Linked DNA regions of Mus musculus: region 1 is linked to region 2. The links are chromatin loops, found by intact Hi-C in ENCODE. Cell type or tissue: heart. All regions are shown on one strand.

Evidence for each region. Hi-C counts contacts between places; a loop is a spot of excess contacts. Peaks named below come from ENCODE experiments on the same cell type or tissue, not always from the same donor. Only the 100,000 strongest peaks of a DNase experiment are listed, where the experiment ranks them.
Region 1: a loop joins it to region 2, with 4 times the contacts of the local background. A loop is called at or near these places in 14 of 42 quality-filtered maps.

What each region holds. Positions count from the first base shown.
Region 1 is chr10:78,318,791-78,326,790 of GRCm38, forward strand. All of the region lies in intron 2 of Agpat3 (1-acylglycerol-3-phosphate O-acyltransferase 3), which reads right to left. Among named protein-coding and RNA genes, the nearest start is that of Mir7659, 17 kb to the right of the region's middle. In heart, a CTCF peak has its summit at 4,196 (motif pointing right); DNase peaks (open chromatin) are centred at 4,211 and 4,977; H3K27ac peaks cover 617 bases.
Region 2 is chr10:78,389,006-78,397,005 of GRCm38, forward strand. It overlaps the pseudogene Gm10146. Among named protein-coding and RNA genes, the nearest start is that of Mir6907, 16 kb to the right of the region's middle. In heart, CTCF peaks have their summits at 3,275 (motif pointing left) and 7,435; DNase peaks (open chromatin) are centred at 3,276 and 7,426; H3K4me3 peaks cover 477 bases; H3K27ac peaks cover 298 bases; H3K27me3 peaks cover 3,879 bases.

The sequences.
Region 1 (8,000 bases), 70 kb before region 2:
GTAGCCTTAAGAACGCAGGAACAGTTCTTTCTTGGTCCCTCACGCCATGGTTTCATTGACTCCCCCACAGCACCCTGTTCTCCCGGGGGCTGGGGTGCAGCTCTGACTTCTGAACCCAAGCCAGGTAGGCATCAACACCTGGTACCTGATTGTGAAATGGTGGGGCTGTGGATGACTCTGGGTAAAACTGCCTAATGGACCTCTCACGTTCTCTCTCTCTCTCTCTCTCTCTCTCTCTCTCTCTTTCTCTCCTCCCCTCCCCTCCCCTCCCCTCCCCTCCCCTCCCCTCCCCTTTCCATATCCCATTCCTATGGCTTGGCTTCCACAGTTCAAAACAGCAATGCAAAATCCCAGGTATAAACAATTTATATTTTAAATTATTTCTTTTATAACACGCTGTATTCCTTGTCCTGGTTTCTGAGTGGTTGTGTTAGCTACTGTTTGTAAAGATTTGTGCACATAATCTTTAAATTCAAGTGCACCATGGGCAAGCTAGCAACACATCCATAGGGTTTGAGCACACCTGTGGCTCCGGTATTCATCGGGATGGAACCAAGGGTGAGGCAGGACTGAACTTTTGCAGACAAGAATCTTAACTTTCCCCTCACACCAGTCTAAAGCCTGTGGCCCTGCAGGAAGAGCTAGCACCTTATTAGACAAGGGGTATGCACTCGCACTCCTAAGACAAGCCCATACTTGAGAGCGCTACTGTCAGGTGTGAAGTGATTCACCTGAAGCTCTGACACCCCTTGGTACCCAGGGTCCCCTCCCAACTCCCAGTCTGGCAACGTGGGGCAGACAGAATCCCAGGGCTTCTCCACTCCGTGCAGCAGAAATGCATCTTCTTAGAACTAACCCCGCACCCACCCCACCCCAACCCAGTTCAGCATTCTCTCTCTTCTAAAGATGTGGGTAATTTTGCAGCATAAAAACACACTCTGCTGAAGGACGTGCAGGTTCATTCCAACACCTGGGAATCTGCCGATAAAGTGGATGCCAGGGCCATGATTCTGGCCCTAATTAGCCACAGTGAATGGACACCCCTCCCTCAAGCCCACTCTGGCTGATGGTGGTCCAAGAGAAATACTGGCTCATCAAAGACAGCAAGTGACACCCCCATGGGTGTGCTTCTGCAAGCATGAGACTGGTTAGTTACCCAGTGGCTGGTTACCCAAGAAGTCATTTCACAACCGTGGGAATGGAGCTGTGAGGGAGCTGTGCAGGCAGGAACATCCCTCAGGATATCAGCAACACCCAGTACCCATCCAAATCACAGCAGCGATGCTGAGCCTAAACTCAGCACTCTCCCGTGAGCAGAGGAGGTCGCTACCCTAGAGCTATGTGCCATCTGTCCAGCACACTCAACACGACAGCTCAGCTGGGTGAGCACAGAAAGATGCTGGGAGCTGCCAGGCTGCTTGCCACCCATCCTGTGCCAATCAAACCCAGAGTCTTAGTGTAGCCTCACTGCCTTCCGAGGGCGAAGTGGCTATGCACTTCTAGAAGCCACCATGCTGAGATCCGGACTCTGTCGTCTCCTTTACTAGGTAGCATCTGTCTGCACATAAGAGATAGGCACTCAGGGAAGTCCCACTGCCGTGGCAGTAGCAACAACAGGCATCCCAAAGGATGCATCCAAAAGAGGCCAGCAAGCCATCAGAGGCAAGTGTTACTCGCCCAAATTTTTGAGAGACCTGCTTTGGAACTTGGGCAATGAAGAACCACAGGCCCAGAAGCCAGACTGGAGGAGGACACTCATCTAGCATCAGGGTGGAGGCAGGGGATCTGGAGAGGGCCAGCAGGGTCTAAGAGATGCCCCTGTGACTCCCCTTCAGTTGGCGTGGATATTGGAGCACAGTCACCCTTACCTGTGCCAGCAGGCAGATCCCCAGCAGAGCTGTAGGTGGCTCAGAAGTAGCAGGAGGCAGACTGAGCTGGCTTTTATCCCCAGTGCTGGGAGGAGCTGGACCCAGGCCCTGACACCTGATCACACCTGACAGGATTCTGGACCAGAGACAGAGCAGGGGTGTGGCCTGGAGTAAGAGCCCAGCCAGACTCCTGCCCACATCCACCAAGGACCCATGTGTGCCCACAGAAAAGGTCCTTATCTAAGTGCCCAGAGTGAAGTCTGAGTCTGGCTAGCCCCGCCACTTAATTAGAATCACTGAAACAGCTACAAAAACCCAAACACGTGGCTCCACATGGAAGGTAGAGGCTAATCAGGAACAGAAAATGCCTTTTCTCCACAGCCCAGTGAAGGACAGAGGGTGCTTCACAAGCCTTCTCCCACCTAAGCCCACTTTCCCTTGCTTCCCGACCATTAGCTGTATCTAGGAAAGTCACGGCTCATCAGCACTTAACAGCGTGGCCTCTTAGGCAGGGCAGGCACTAAGTGGGGGTTTAAGGTGAACAAGTTAAAAGGAAAAAGTCAAGTGTGACTGGACCACACATGAACCAGCAGTGGGAGACAGCAATCCTGAGACCACAAGGAAATACAGAAATAGAAGCAAGCAGGCCTAGGGAATGAGTCCCTGTGGCCCAGAGAACAGCTGCCCACTCTCAGTCCTCCTTGCCCCAGGGAGCACTCTTAGAAGGGGATCCTGCTTCTCAAGGTGCAGACACTGGGCTGTAAGATGAGAAACAAGTGCTTTTTGGTCTTAGTCCTCAGTTCTTCATGGCCCCTGACAGTGTAGCTCCTTATTACTGAGTCATAGTTTAGAAGTTCCTAATTAGCTCTTCCAGTCATGGCCTGACACACTAATGAGCTATCCACTATAGCCTTCGGCTGGGGTGGTGACTGGAGAGGCCCTGTGACCAGGGCACTGAAGACCTGACAGAAGAGAAAGTGGGGAATAGCCTTGAAGGAACTGGCACAGGAAACAACTTCCTGAACAGAACACTGATAGCTCAGGCACTAAGATTGACAATTGGTAAATGGGGCCCCATGGAACCAAGAAGCCTCTGCAAGGCTAAGGACACCATCAATAGGACAGAACAGCAGCCTATAGAATGGGAAGATCTTCACAAACCCCACATCTCACAGAGGGCTAATATCCAAAATATATAAAGAACTCAAGAAACTAGACATCAACAAACCAAACAATCCAATTAAAAAATGGGGTGCCAATCTAAACAGAATTCTCAATAGAGGAGTCTCCAATGGCTTAGCAACACTTAAAGAAGTGTTCAACATCCTTAGCCATCTTGGGACTACAAATCAAAACTATTTTGAGATTCCATCTTATTATACGTGTGAGAGCAGCTAAGATCAATAAGGCAAGTGGCAGGTCACGCTGGCCAGGGATGGAGCAAGGGGAACACTCCTCCATTGCTGGTGGGAGTGCAAACTTGTAGAGCCATGATGAAAATCAATATGGCAGTTTTTCATAAAATTGGGAATTGATCTACCTTAAGACCCAGCTATACTACTCTTGGGCATATACCCAAAGGACACTCCATCATACCACAAGGACATTTGCTCAAGTATGTTCACAGTGGCTTTATTCATAATAACCAGAAACTGGAAGCAGCCTAGATGTCCCTCTTCTGAAGAATGGATAAAGAAAATGAAATACATTCACACAATGGAGTATCATTCATCTGTGTTACATCATAAAATTTACATAAAAATGACATCATGAAATTTACAGGCAAATGAATAGCTAGAAAAAACTCAGAGTGAGGTAACCCAGACCGAGAAAGACAAACATGGCATGTACTCACTTATAGTGAATATTAGCTGCTAATAAAGGATAATCACGCTGTAATCTACAGACTGAGAGAGGGTGAGTAACACGAAGGGCTCTGGGGAGTGAAGTGGGGGTGGGGTCGGATGCATAGAGCTCCCTGGGAAGGAGAAATAGAACAGATTTTGCAGGCAGACTGGGGAGCAGGGATGGGACTAGGTAGGATCTGGTGGGGGGGTGGAGGGAGAGAGTACAAGGAGAGGCAGCTGGAATTGAGGGGACAATCTGGAAACCTAGTGCAGTGAAAACTCCCTGGAATCAACGAGGGTGACCCTAGTGAGGACACCTAGGATACAGAGTCTAAACCAGTCATCTTCTGTAACCATGCAAGGCTTCCCATGGTGGGGCTAGGATGGCAACACAGCAATAAAACCTTCCACCCACATTCTGTCCTCCCTTAAGATCTGCTGTGGCCATGGTGGCTCAGAGCTCCTGGGAGTGACCAAGCAATGGCTGCTCTCATTAGAAGCCCACACCACAAGAGGGAGCCCATGCCTGGGGTTGAATAGGCCAGAGACCTAGGACAAAATAGGACCAAAACAAAAAGGAAGGAAGCGGGAAGGGAGGGAGGGAGGGAGGGAGGGAGGGAGGGAGGGAGGGAGGGAGGGAGGGAGGGAGGGAGGGAGAAAGGAATGGAGGGAGGGAAAAATTAATGAAATGACCCCTAGTCATGTTCAGAAATCCTCAGAGCTCAGTGCTAGTCCCGTCAGAGAGGCTGCCTCCAGCAGCTGATGGGAGAGAATGCTGAGACCAAGCAGCCACACATTAGGTGAAAAGCCACACATTAGGTGAAAAGGTCACAGGTCTCCATCCAGTCCCTCCCCGGGGAGCTCAGGGAACCCTTGGAAGAGGGGGAGGGGAACTGTGGGATCCTGAGGGATTGAGGAGCTTGGGCAGTGGAGCCGGCAGCACTCTGAGGTGACAGCTTGTCTGTCCATGTTTAGCTCTGAGGACACGGAATGGATTCATGACATTTCTTCTGCGTGAACACAGGACAGCAGCCTAACAATTCAAACCTACTTTCAGATTAGACAGTGGTGCGGCAGTCAATCTGTAACATTCCATATATGTATTATGATAAGTCATCTGAGCTGACACTTCTACTCTGCCATCTGCCAGAGGCATCTGTGCCCCAGTCAGCAAATTACCGAGAGGAGAGACAGCAAGTGCCAGGATCAAGAGAGGCCCTTTGGAAAGGTCTGCCTCAGCCAGGAGCAGATAAGACAGCCTACAAATTGGCCCCAGCCTTATGCAACAAGCCAAAGGACCATCAAAGCTGCTGTGTCCAGGACATGGGAAGGTGAACTACAGCAAATCCATTAATGTTACTACTGACAACAAAAGATAAAGGGAGAGAAGGGACAGCACGGCTCAATGAGATGTGAGGAAAAGCTACCTGCCACAGAGACTTGTGTTCTGGACCCATCCGCAGCCATTGTGCTAAGGAGGGACAGGAGGAAGAACTGGTAAGGCAGTCTCAGCATGCAGGAGGCTGAGGCCGGTGGATCACTGCTGTTCACTTTAAACAGAGATCAGAAGAGAGACAGGTAAAGAGGAGTACTTCAGTGGCAGTGCTGGGTGGTTTCAGGAAGTCCAAGATGTTCTTAAGGCCAAGATAAGAAACAAAGCTTCCCATGAGGCCTTGCTCATGGGAGTCCAGAGCGACACACTCTCTGTGCACTCACCTGTGCACACAGCCTTTTCCTCTGGGCTCCACGCTGCCCCCAAGTCTCTCTTAGGTGTCTGCCCAGCAGCAAGCACACCTCACATAGGAAAAATATTCTTCCCTCCAGGAGGACATTGAAGTGTGGAAATGCAGGGTGGCCTCACACACTAGCACCTGCCTTACAGTCTATGCTGGAGGCCACACACTTCTCCATGTCTCCTGTGTTTCTGTGGGCTCAGCTCCTGATTCCAGCTCACACTGGGTGAACAGGGGATAGGCAAGGCCCACGCCAATGGGGATGACCCGGACTCATCACAGATGTCACCTCCCAGAGTTTTACCCAGAGCCCCATCCCAGCCTAGAGGTGTGCTAGCACTGTAGAGACCAGGTTCAGATGTAGCCTCAGCTTACTACGTGATGAACAGAACCTAGCAGATGGTAGCTATAAGACAGACCCAGGACACTCAATAGTGCAATCATGAGGCCAAACCCAGCAGATGGAGGCAGGGGTGCATCTGGCCTGGCCGGCAGAGGGCTGCAGGAGACCTTGCTGATGGACACTGCTGTCCACACAGGTCAGAAGCGCCAGAGAGGTGCACATGTGCAGCCCTTTACCTGTGTTCTACACATGGGACCACGGTGCAGGTAACAGACGGTCCTCAGTGGAAAGGTGTCGGAGGCCAGATTACTCTCCTCCTGCAGCCATTTGTCACCAGAGAAACTTACAAACAGCACCAGCTGGTGGGTCAGGTGCAGAGAGCCAGCTCTATATAACATGGAAGGCAAAGTCCACTTCCATGGAGACAGCTTACTGGGGCAGCCTGCAGGGTTATAAGGGCCAAGTCTCCCAAGTTAGTTGAACAGGTGGCCTCTGGCCCTAGCTGGCCCTCATGGGAAGATGAGCAGGCTAGCTCAACACTGCTCTCTAAACCAGAAATATGGGTCAAGCCCATTCCAGTTAACCGCCCTGAGCCATCCCAGAGCCCAAAGGCATAGGCGTGAGTGAGAGCATGCCCAAATAAACACACACTTCAGGACATTAATAAAACAAGAAGGCCTTTCAGTTGTTGTTTTAAGACAGAGCTTCTCGGGCTGGAGAGATGGCACAGTGGTTAAGAGTACTGACTGTTCTTCCAGAGGTCCTGAATTCAATTCCTAGTAGCCACACAGTGGCTCACAACCATCTGTAATGGGATCAGATGCCCTCTTCTAGTGTATCTGAAGACAGCTATAGTGTATAAATAAAATAAATTAAAAAAACTTAAAAAAAAAAAGACAGAGCTTCTCTGAACAGCCCTGGCTGTCCTGGAACGTGTTATGTAGACCAAGCTGGCCTTGAACGTGGAGAACCACTTGCCTCTGCCTCCCAAGCACCAGGATTAAAGGGGCGTGCTGCCATACCATTGCCTGGCAAGAAGAGCTTTTATAAAAGGAAGCAGGTCTGTGCAAACTGACAGCTAGAATCCAGCTATAGAAGCTGTCCCACAGAACTGCAGTTAGTAACTGTTTGTTTATCTTTTTAAAAATCTGTTTGCTTGCTTGAGACAAGGTACAACCTAGCCCAAGTCCAGGCTGTTCTCAAACTTGACACGGAACGGGAGAAGACCTTGATCTCCTGACCCTCCTGCTTCAGCCTCCCGCGTGCTGTGATAACTGGCACGGTCATCATGCTGGTGTATGCAGTGTTTGGGGGTCGCTCCCAAGGCTTTATACATGCTGGGTGAGCACTCTACTGACACAGGCTGCTCGTGTGTTCCTGGGAGCTTTCTGTGAGTTCTGGAAGATTAACTACAAGCCACTCTAGGTTGGCGCATCCTCCCGGAAGAGTGAAATCCTAGACAGAGTAAGGAACACAGCTTTATTTATTATACTTGATTCTGGTTCCATCTTTCCAAGCATATGCTACTTCTATAATTAAATTTTAAGTGTTGAGAACAAAGTTAACTCACATCAGGCTCCTACCTTTGTGTCTGCATGGCAGCAGGCTACCCACCCACCCTGCACCGATAAGACTCAGCTCTTCTTTCAAGAAAGTGCCTCCCTTTGCAGGATGTCTGCCATTACCAGACAGCCTGCCGGGGCGATGTCTGTGCCCTTTGCTCTCCCCTCACACAACCCCTTCAGAAGACAAAGATAATCTCCACCCAGCACAGCGAAACACAGTGAACCCTTCTGTAGCCTTCACCTATCTCCCCTTCTCTGTTCCTGCAGGTCACCCTGGGCCTCCAGCATCCACCCAGCACCTGCTTACTTCCTGCAATCTCAGACTTTGTCTGCGACCTTTGTCACCAGGACAACACACCTGGGCTACAGGACTCACATGACCAGAGAGAGGATTGTCCCCTATTGTTCTGAGAGACACAATTGAGAGCCCAGCCTCTGAAGAATTCTCATCCTGGCTGAAAACAACCTGAGCTTGACATTTAGGCCTTGCTGGGAAATAGCTCTGCTTGATATAGACTCAGATGGGCTCCCCTCAGGGCTGGCCACACTTCTGGAGTCCTCTGTGTCCCTGGGTGACCACACACACACACACACACACACACACACACACACACACACTGCCTCCTATCCCCCACCCCCTCCCG
Region 2 (8,000 bases):
CCTTGCGTTAGCCTGGCACAAACAGCTCTGCTCCAAACAGCTAGGGCAACAGAGATGGTGGCACAAAAGTTTTAGCTTACTACAAGTGGAGGGCAACTCTCTCCTCAACTTCCAGCCCACAACCCTCTTTCCTTCTCTCCCTCCTCCTCTTAGGACCTGTGTCCTCAGGAGCCAGGTCCTGCCTGTGGACAGCTAGGGTGGGCTACCCCTGCAGAGTTTAGTCCATATGGGGAGTTAATGTAAGAGAGAAGGTGTAAGTGGTCAGACATTGTGTCTAGGAACATGTGACCAGAACAGATGGGGTAACAAGGGCTGGCCAGAATCCTGGGGACCCACTGGCACCTTGAGCTTTAGCATTGCAGCTCCCACTGGGAACCCCAAACCTCCATGGAATTCCTGATCCCTACAAGGAGCATCAATCCTCTGTGGGAAGCTATGGCCCTCCATAGACCACCTGAAAGCCCTCATATGCGAGGCCTGCCTGACCTACCATGGTGCAACCTCAATGTTCATAGAAAGGCTGACAGGGGGCAGGGACAGGGACAGGTTCCTCTGCCTCCAGAGCCTGAGGAGAACATCCCGCCTCATGAGCTTTCAATAGCTAGTGAACAAGGACAACCCAAGAGAACTCTGAGCTTGTGTGGTGAACAGTTGGCTGAGTGTCTACCTTGGATCAGGCCAGCCTCTGGCTCTGCACAGGGTTCATGTATTTATAAGAGATGACTGAGCTTGGAATTGGGAACCCCAGTTCTGTATGGGGGTGGGGTCACTGGCCTCTTTTTTTCTGCTCCCTGTAACCATAGGAGAGCAAACTACCTCTCAAGCAGAGGTTACTGGCTGTGAGCTGTGTGAGGAAGGGTCTTCCCTGTCTTTTGGTCTCCATGGTTAATGTGCAGTGTGGCACCAGTCACACTGATGGTTGTACCCCTGGATGGGGCAGAAGATGCTACCAGAGCCTAGGAGACTCAGCAAGCCTTGGGCCGGTCCTCCTTGCCTGAGTGGCCCTGACCTGCCTGGCCAGCAGTGTCAGGAAGAATGGTGTGTGCCTTGAATCTCAGTACTCAGAGGTGAAGGTAGGTGGATATCCATGACTTCGAGGTCAGCCTGTCCCTCACAAAGAGTTCCAGATCACACAGGGCTTTGTAGTGAGACCCTGTTGCAAGCAAGTGAGCAAGCAAGCAAAACAAACAAAGAGTAAGAAAAGAAATGGGAGCCAGGTGTGGTGGCGCACGCCTTTAATCACAGCACTTGGGAAGCAGAGGCAGGTGGATTTCTGAGTTCAAGGCCAGCCTGGTCTACAAAGTGAGTTCCAGGACAGCCAGGGCTATACAGAGAAACCCTGTCTCAAAAACCAAAAAAAAAAAAAAAGTTTAGCAGGGACTGGGATGGGACTTTGGCAGCCTCTTTGAGCCCCATCCTGGGATTCGATCTTTCTGAGGTTGGGGAGGCTGAGAGTTCTGGGTGAATTAGGCCAGTGTGTAAACCAGTTTTGTAAAGTGCTAAAGTAACTGGAGGGATGGGGTGAGGGGAGGCAGACAATGGGATCTGTCGGGTCCTGTCCGACAACTGTGGCAGATCTCTGCTGAAGTCCCAAGAAAGACTTAAACAGAAAACTAATAGTTGTGCGGGCAGTTCCTGCGCCATTCACTGCAGAGGTCCTGCTATCCCCGGTGATCATGCGGCTGTGGGGTACAGATGGTAGAGGGTGGCAGCCTCGCCAGCCTTTCCCCCAGCAGAGGGCCAAGTTTGCCTGCAGATGAGGCCCATGCTGGGTTGTAGATTTATTGGTCCTCCACTGCAGAATGTTTCAACTCAAGCAGATGCTGGGTCTGGCTGTGCCTTGGCTCCTGGGGGCATCCTGGGGCATCAGGGGTGATGGGTATTGACTAATGGTCCACGGCTATTGCCATTAAAAGGTAACTACCTTTTAATCTTCTTCAGGTCCCAGCCCCAGGTTAAACTTTAAACGATTTAAACAGGCACAGACGTCCACACGTCTTGACACCTGAGCAGATGGGAGGTTTGCACAACAAAGATTTTGTCAGAATTATTCCTTAAACACACCAGAGTTCTTTCCCAGCAGCTGTTACCCCAGATCCTCTCTCCCTCCTGGCAGAAGGATGCTTTTCCTGAGAAGAGCACAGGGGGCTTAAGGACAGACCAGCGGTTAAGGAAGGATGTGACCCTGCACTGTTCCCTAGAGCAATCCCCTGCTCCTTAGAAGATGTTCTTTGCTATGCAGATGAGCCTGGAAGCTGGCTGTAACTCAGGGTTGTCTTCTTTTTGTCATGGGAATGGAACCTAATTGGAGGTCAACACTGTGGGTAAACACTGGCGGAAACTTTCTCAGCAACCCTAAACTTTAATTATGTAAAGACCTTCCTTTCTCTAAGTTCCTAACAAGCCTGGTTAGCACACAACCTTCCAGTCCTGTGGGAGGCAGTCTCCTTTAGCTAAATGCCACTTTGTGTTACTTAGTATTTCCCAAGTAAGTTCATTAGTAAATTCTTTTCCTCTCCCCCTCCACCCCCCTCTCTGGTTTTTCGTTTTTTGAGACAGGGTTTCTCTGTGCAGCCCTGGCTGTCCTGAAACTCACTTTCTAGCTTCCAGCTCAGAGATCCTCCTGCCTCCGTCTCCTGAGCGCTGGATTAAAGGTGTGCGCCTCCGCCGCGCAGCGCCACTAGTGCATTTTTTCATAGCATCAATTTTACTACAGGTTTCTCTAGTATCACAGTCACTTGAATGTTGGCTGTTCCCCAGAGGCTGGCCCCCAGCTCGGCTCGATTGAAAGGTAGTGGGACCTAGTGAGAAATCCTCTGAAAGGGACGGTGAGGCCTCAGCAATGTATTTCTCTTGGCTTGTTTGTTTTTACAACCAGGACACCAAGATCAGCTCCTGTCAGAATGAGATGCATCAGAGACCACAGAGTAATGGAGCTAATTAACCATAGACTACTACTTTCCAAACAGTGAGAAAAACAAACAGGAAAAAAAGTTTTCCTTTGCACTATAAGTCCATTATCATCCACACGTGTTAAAGCGACAGAGTGTGGATTCAGTGGGCTAAAGTGTGCTTCAGTAGAGATAACCCGCTCCACACACATGCACACGTATACACAATCCACTTCCAGGCTTTGTGTGCGGGGTCCAGACCTAGTTTCATGTGTCTGAAGTGGCTTGGATTGCAGCACTGGACCGGTGTCCTCGATGCGTTCGGAACCTGCTCTGTCCGCGTGATGCGCTTTACGAGCCGGATCAACAGCGCCCCCTTCTGGGCTCAGGCGGATTTTCCCTCTGTGGCTGTTGTCTCCACCGGGTCTCCAAACACCAGAAGCCTGCTGGAGATTGAGCTGCAAGTAACTGTTTGCTGTGATAGAGAAACACCCACAGGAAGAAAAGAGGAAGGATCGAGTCCGTTTCTCTCTCTCTCTCCTCCCTGACCTTTGCTGTGGACAAAACCCGGAGAGTCAGCGGGTGAGGAAGCTGGGCTGTGCAGAGCACATTTTCTAGCTTCTGTAACTCATACTATGACACCCAGGGCTGTGCTGCTCTGACGGGACAGCTTAGCTGGTATTGGGCTTCCAAGAGATACTGACCAAGCATCCCTAGAGCCCGCTGTTGACCCACATACGGGTGTCTAGGCCCTCACCGGCTCACTACTTCTAAGGGACGTCTACCTTGTTCTCATCTCAGACAGGCACTGGGCACCTGGGGACAGTGCCCATGTTCCTGAAATACCCCATCAGCTACCTGCCCTGCCTCACAGGCAACCCACAGAAACCACACAAGATCCCCGTCTTAGTTAGGTTTCTATTGCTGTGATAGAATAGTGACCAAAGCAGCTTGCCCAGGAAAGGGTTTATTTGGCTTACAAATCCCGGGTCACAATTCATCGAGGGAAGCCAAGGCAGGAACTCAGGCAGGGCAGGAACTGGAAGCAGAAACTGAAACAGAGGCTGTGGAGAAATGCTGCTTGCTGGCTTGCTTCTCACACCTTGTTTAGCCTCTTTCCTTCCTTCCTTCCTTCCTTCCTTCCTTCCTTCCTTCCTTCCTTCCTCCCTCCCTCCCTCCCTCCCTCCCTCCCTCCCTCCCTCCCTCCCTCCCTTCCTCCTTTCCTCCCTCTCTTTTGTTTTTTCCGAGGCAGGGTTTCTTTGTGTAGCCCTGGCTGTCCTGGAACTCACTCTGTAGACCAGGATGACCTCAAATTCAGAAATCCATCTGCCTCTGCTTCCCAAGTGCTGGGATTAAAGGCGTGCACTACCACTGCCTGGCTCTCTTTTTTAAAGATTTATTAATTTGGACGTGAGGCGACAAGATGGCGGACAAAGAGAAAAAGAAGAAAGAAAGCATCTTGGACCTCTCCAAGTACATCGATAAGACCATTCGGGTGAAGTTCCAGGGTGGCCGGGAAGCCAGCGGTATCCTGAAGGGCTTTGACCCACTGCTCAACCTGGTGCTGGATGGGACCATGGAGTACATGAGAGACCCTGATGACCAGTACAAGCTGACGGAGGACACTCGGCAGCTGGGGCTTGTCGTATGTCGTGGCACCTCGGTGGTGCTCATCTGCCCACAGGACGGCATGGAGGCCATCCCCAACCCCTTCGTGCAGCAGCAGGACACTTAGCAGCAAAGGAGAGCGGTCCAGCCCCAGGGATCTTCCTTCTATGGGGTGAACTTCTGTGTGATGTTTTGGTCTTTTGTTCTTGTTTTGTTTTGTTTTGTTTTTTAATAAAATTGCCCATGTGAGCAAAAAAAAAAAAAAAAAAAAAAAAAAAAAAAAAAAAAGATTTATTAATTTATTTTTATGTATATGAGTACACTGTAGCTGTACAGATGGTTGTGAGCCTTCATGTGGTTGTCGGGAATTGAATTTAGGACCTCTGATCACTCCAGTTGGCCCCACTCGCTCTGGCTGGCCCAGCTTGCTCCAGTCAACTCTGCTCGCTCAGCCCCGGCTTGCTCCGGCCCAAAGATTTCTTTATTATTATGCATAAGTACACTGTAGCTGTCTTCAGACGCACCAAAAGAGGGTGTCAGATCTCATTCTGGGTGTTTATGAGCCACCATGTGGTTGCTGGGATTTGAACTCAGGACCTAGCCAGGCGGTGGTGGCGCACGCCTTTAATCCCAGCACTTGGGAGGCAGAGGCAGGAGGATTTCTGAGTTCGAGGCCAGCCTGGTCTACAAAGTGAGTTCCAGGACATTCAGGGTTATACAGAGAAGCCCTGTCTCGAATAAAGCCAAATACACACACACACACACACACACACACACACACACATATATATATATATATATATATATATATATATATATGAACTCAGGACCTCTGGAAGAGCAGTCAGTGCTCTTACCCGATGAGTCATCTCGACAGCCGACCTTCTTTCTTATACCACCTACCCAGGGGTGGCAGCACCCACAGTAATCTGGGCCATCCCACACCAGTCATTAACCAAGAAAATGTTCTGCAGTCTTGCCTGTAGGCCAATCTTATAGAGACATTTTCTCAATTAAGATTCCGTCTCCCCAGCTATGCCTAGATGTGTCAAGTTGACAAAACCCAACCAGACCCATTCCTGCCCTCTCCTCTTGTTTCTTCTGCTTCCTGGTCATCAAAGGCGTCCCCAAGTGGCTTTCCTATATGGCCCTGTATGCTGCGGGTCCCCTCTCAAGATCTGGAGACAGTCGTGTTAGCAGGGATACCTGTCTCCTTACCTATACCTCTCTCTCTCTTTCCTTAATGAGAAAGAAAACCCCTATTAAGGCAGGCTGGGGAAGGAGACTACCTACGTACAAAACAGGGCCACCTGAGATCCATCCCCTGACCCACAGTGGGAGAACCGACTCTGGAGAAATTATCCTCTGACCCCCACCCCAGGAATGCGAAGGCATACACATGTTTCCCCCCCCCCATACACAGTAATAATTTTTAAAAAATTAAAGATAACCGTTTGTTGGCAGGCACACAGCTGAGTGAGTTGACGTGAGGACTTGGTGGGTGTGAGCACACCACTCAGGAGACAGTGTGAACTTCTTAGCATTGATTTCCTGGTGAGTGAAGTAAGGTAACCAGGCCATGGCTGGTGTGACAGTGCCCATGGGAATGGAAGAAGGGAGAAAGGCAGGTCTCTTAAGCATTCTCTGAATCGTATATCTAGGAAGGATTCCCATCTCTTGTTCTGTAGCCCCACCCTGGTCCTGGGTCCCTGCCTGCACCCCAGGGTATGGTGCATGTTACATCGAGAGTGCACCCTGAGAGAACAAACGGCCCCGTGTAGAAGAGAGCCAGAGGCAGTGGGCTGATTAACTGGAACAAGGCAGTCTGAGGGCTGGTTTTGTTTGTTTGTGTTTTGAGTCAGGGTTTCTCTGTGTAATGGCCCTGGCTGTCCTGGGACTTGCTCTGTAGACCAGGCTACCAGGCTGGCCTCAGACTCACAGAGATCTGCCTGCCTCTGCCTCTGCCTCAAGTGCTGGGATTAAAGGCTTGCACCACCAGGCCCGGCCAGCTGTTTTTGACTTTCTAGAGTAAAGCAGCCACCCGCGCTCCTTCCCTGTGAGTGCTATGCTTTCTGAACACCAGAGGTCCACAGTGCATCAACAGAATGGAAGCTAGGAAGGCAGAGGGAGTAGTGGGCAGGTGGGACAACACACAGGCTGGGAGAGTCACTTGGGTGGCACTGGCCCTCTGGGCAGTATGTGTCTCCACTTGGACCAAGATTCTGACCTGACACAGGGGAACCCTGGGTTTCCTGCCTTGACTGCACCTGGTAGCCCCAGAGATTCCTTTCCAACCCAGGGGGTTTCCAGAGGCTCCAGGCATCACTGAGACTGGGCAGGGCTCTGAGGTAGGTGCCTTTGTCACATCCCTTTGCTGGGGTCAGGCCTACAGAAATCAATCAGAGGTCTCAGCTTTAATGCAGAAATCCCAGCTGGGGTTTCCCTTTCCTGATCAAGGCAGTAAAGCCTGGCTCAGTCCAATCACAGAGACCCTAAGGCAAACTGATGCCCGTCGTTGTTGGTTAGGGGTGGTTGGGGGAGGGGGCGTCCTTCCTACTCCCCTCTAGCATGAGCTAGAGGTTACTTTAGCTTATTTCACGAAACAGTTCATTTTCTAGATTGATCCCAGGGAGAGAGAAAGAGAGGGAGGGGGTTGGGGGAGGGAGAGTAGGTGTGCCTCCAATTTCCATCAAGTCAGAATTTAGTAAAATCGTGACAAAAACCACTTGTCCAGAGAGCAAGTCAGAGACTGCCAACGGGACCGCAGTTAACAAAGGCAAGGCACACTTCAGCTTTTGAGAGGTGCTGGGAGGAAAGTGCCTCCCTGCCTTCCAGAAGCCTGTTCCCATGGAAACCACAGCCAGTACTTAAGAAACGGAGATGCTGGTGTGCTGCCTCCAGAGCCTTAACCAAGACCAGGCGCCCGCTAGAGGCAGATGCTGGAACTACACCTGGGGACTTGCGAGAAGGCCGCGTGCCCGCTGGCTGTCCCGCTCCAGGGTCCAGACCAAAGCTCCCTGCCAATAAGGAGCTCCACGGTGATTTCAGTAGGGGTGGTGGTGGTTGATAGAGCAATTAAAACATGGGTAGAGGGGAATGGTGGGTGGGAAGACGATAGGAGATACACATTAGATGTTAGGGAAGGTAGAGGAGTAGGTGGAAGGCTACAAAGATGCATGATTGATGGGTGGAGATGTCATAGCGGATGCGTGTGCAAGTCCATGGGCACAGGCTGCAGAGCTGTCTGTAGTGTGACCTTCCTGGGGACGTGTCTGAGGACTAGCTGAGGAAAATGACATGCAAAGGGAAGGAGCAGGGGTGGGGGTGGGGGCGCATTTCCAGCCAGAACCTGCTGGCAGCTACTTCAGGAAGAGAAGAAGGAGTGGTGCTCCCTTCAGCAGGGTCCTGTGGTCCTCCCAGGGCAAGGCATGGGTCACGGTATTCTGCCGTTTAACTGTGTGAGGAATCGGCTGTGAATGCTGGGACTAAAGATGTGTACCA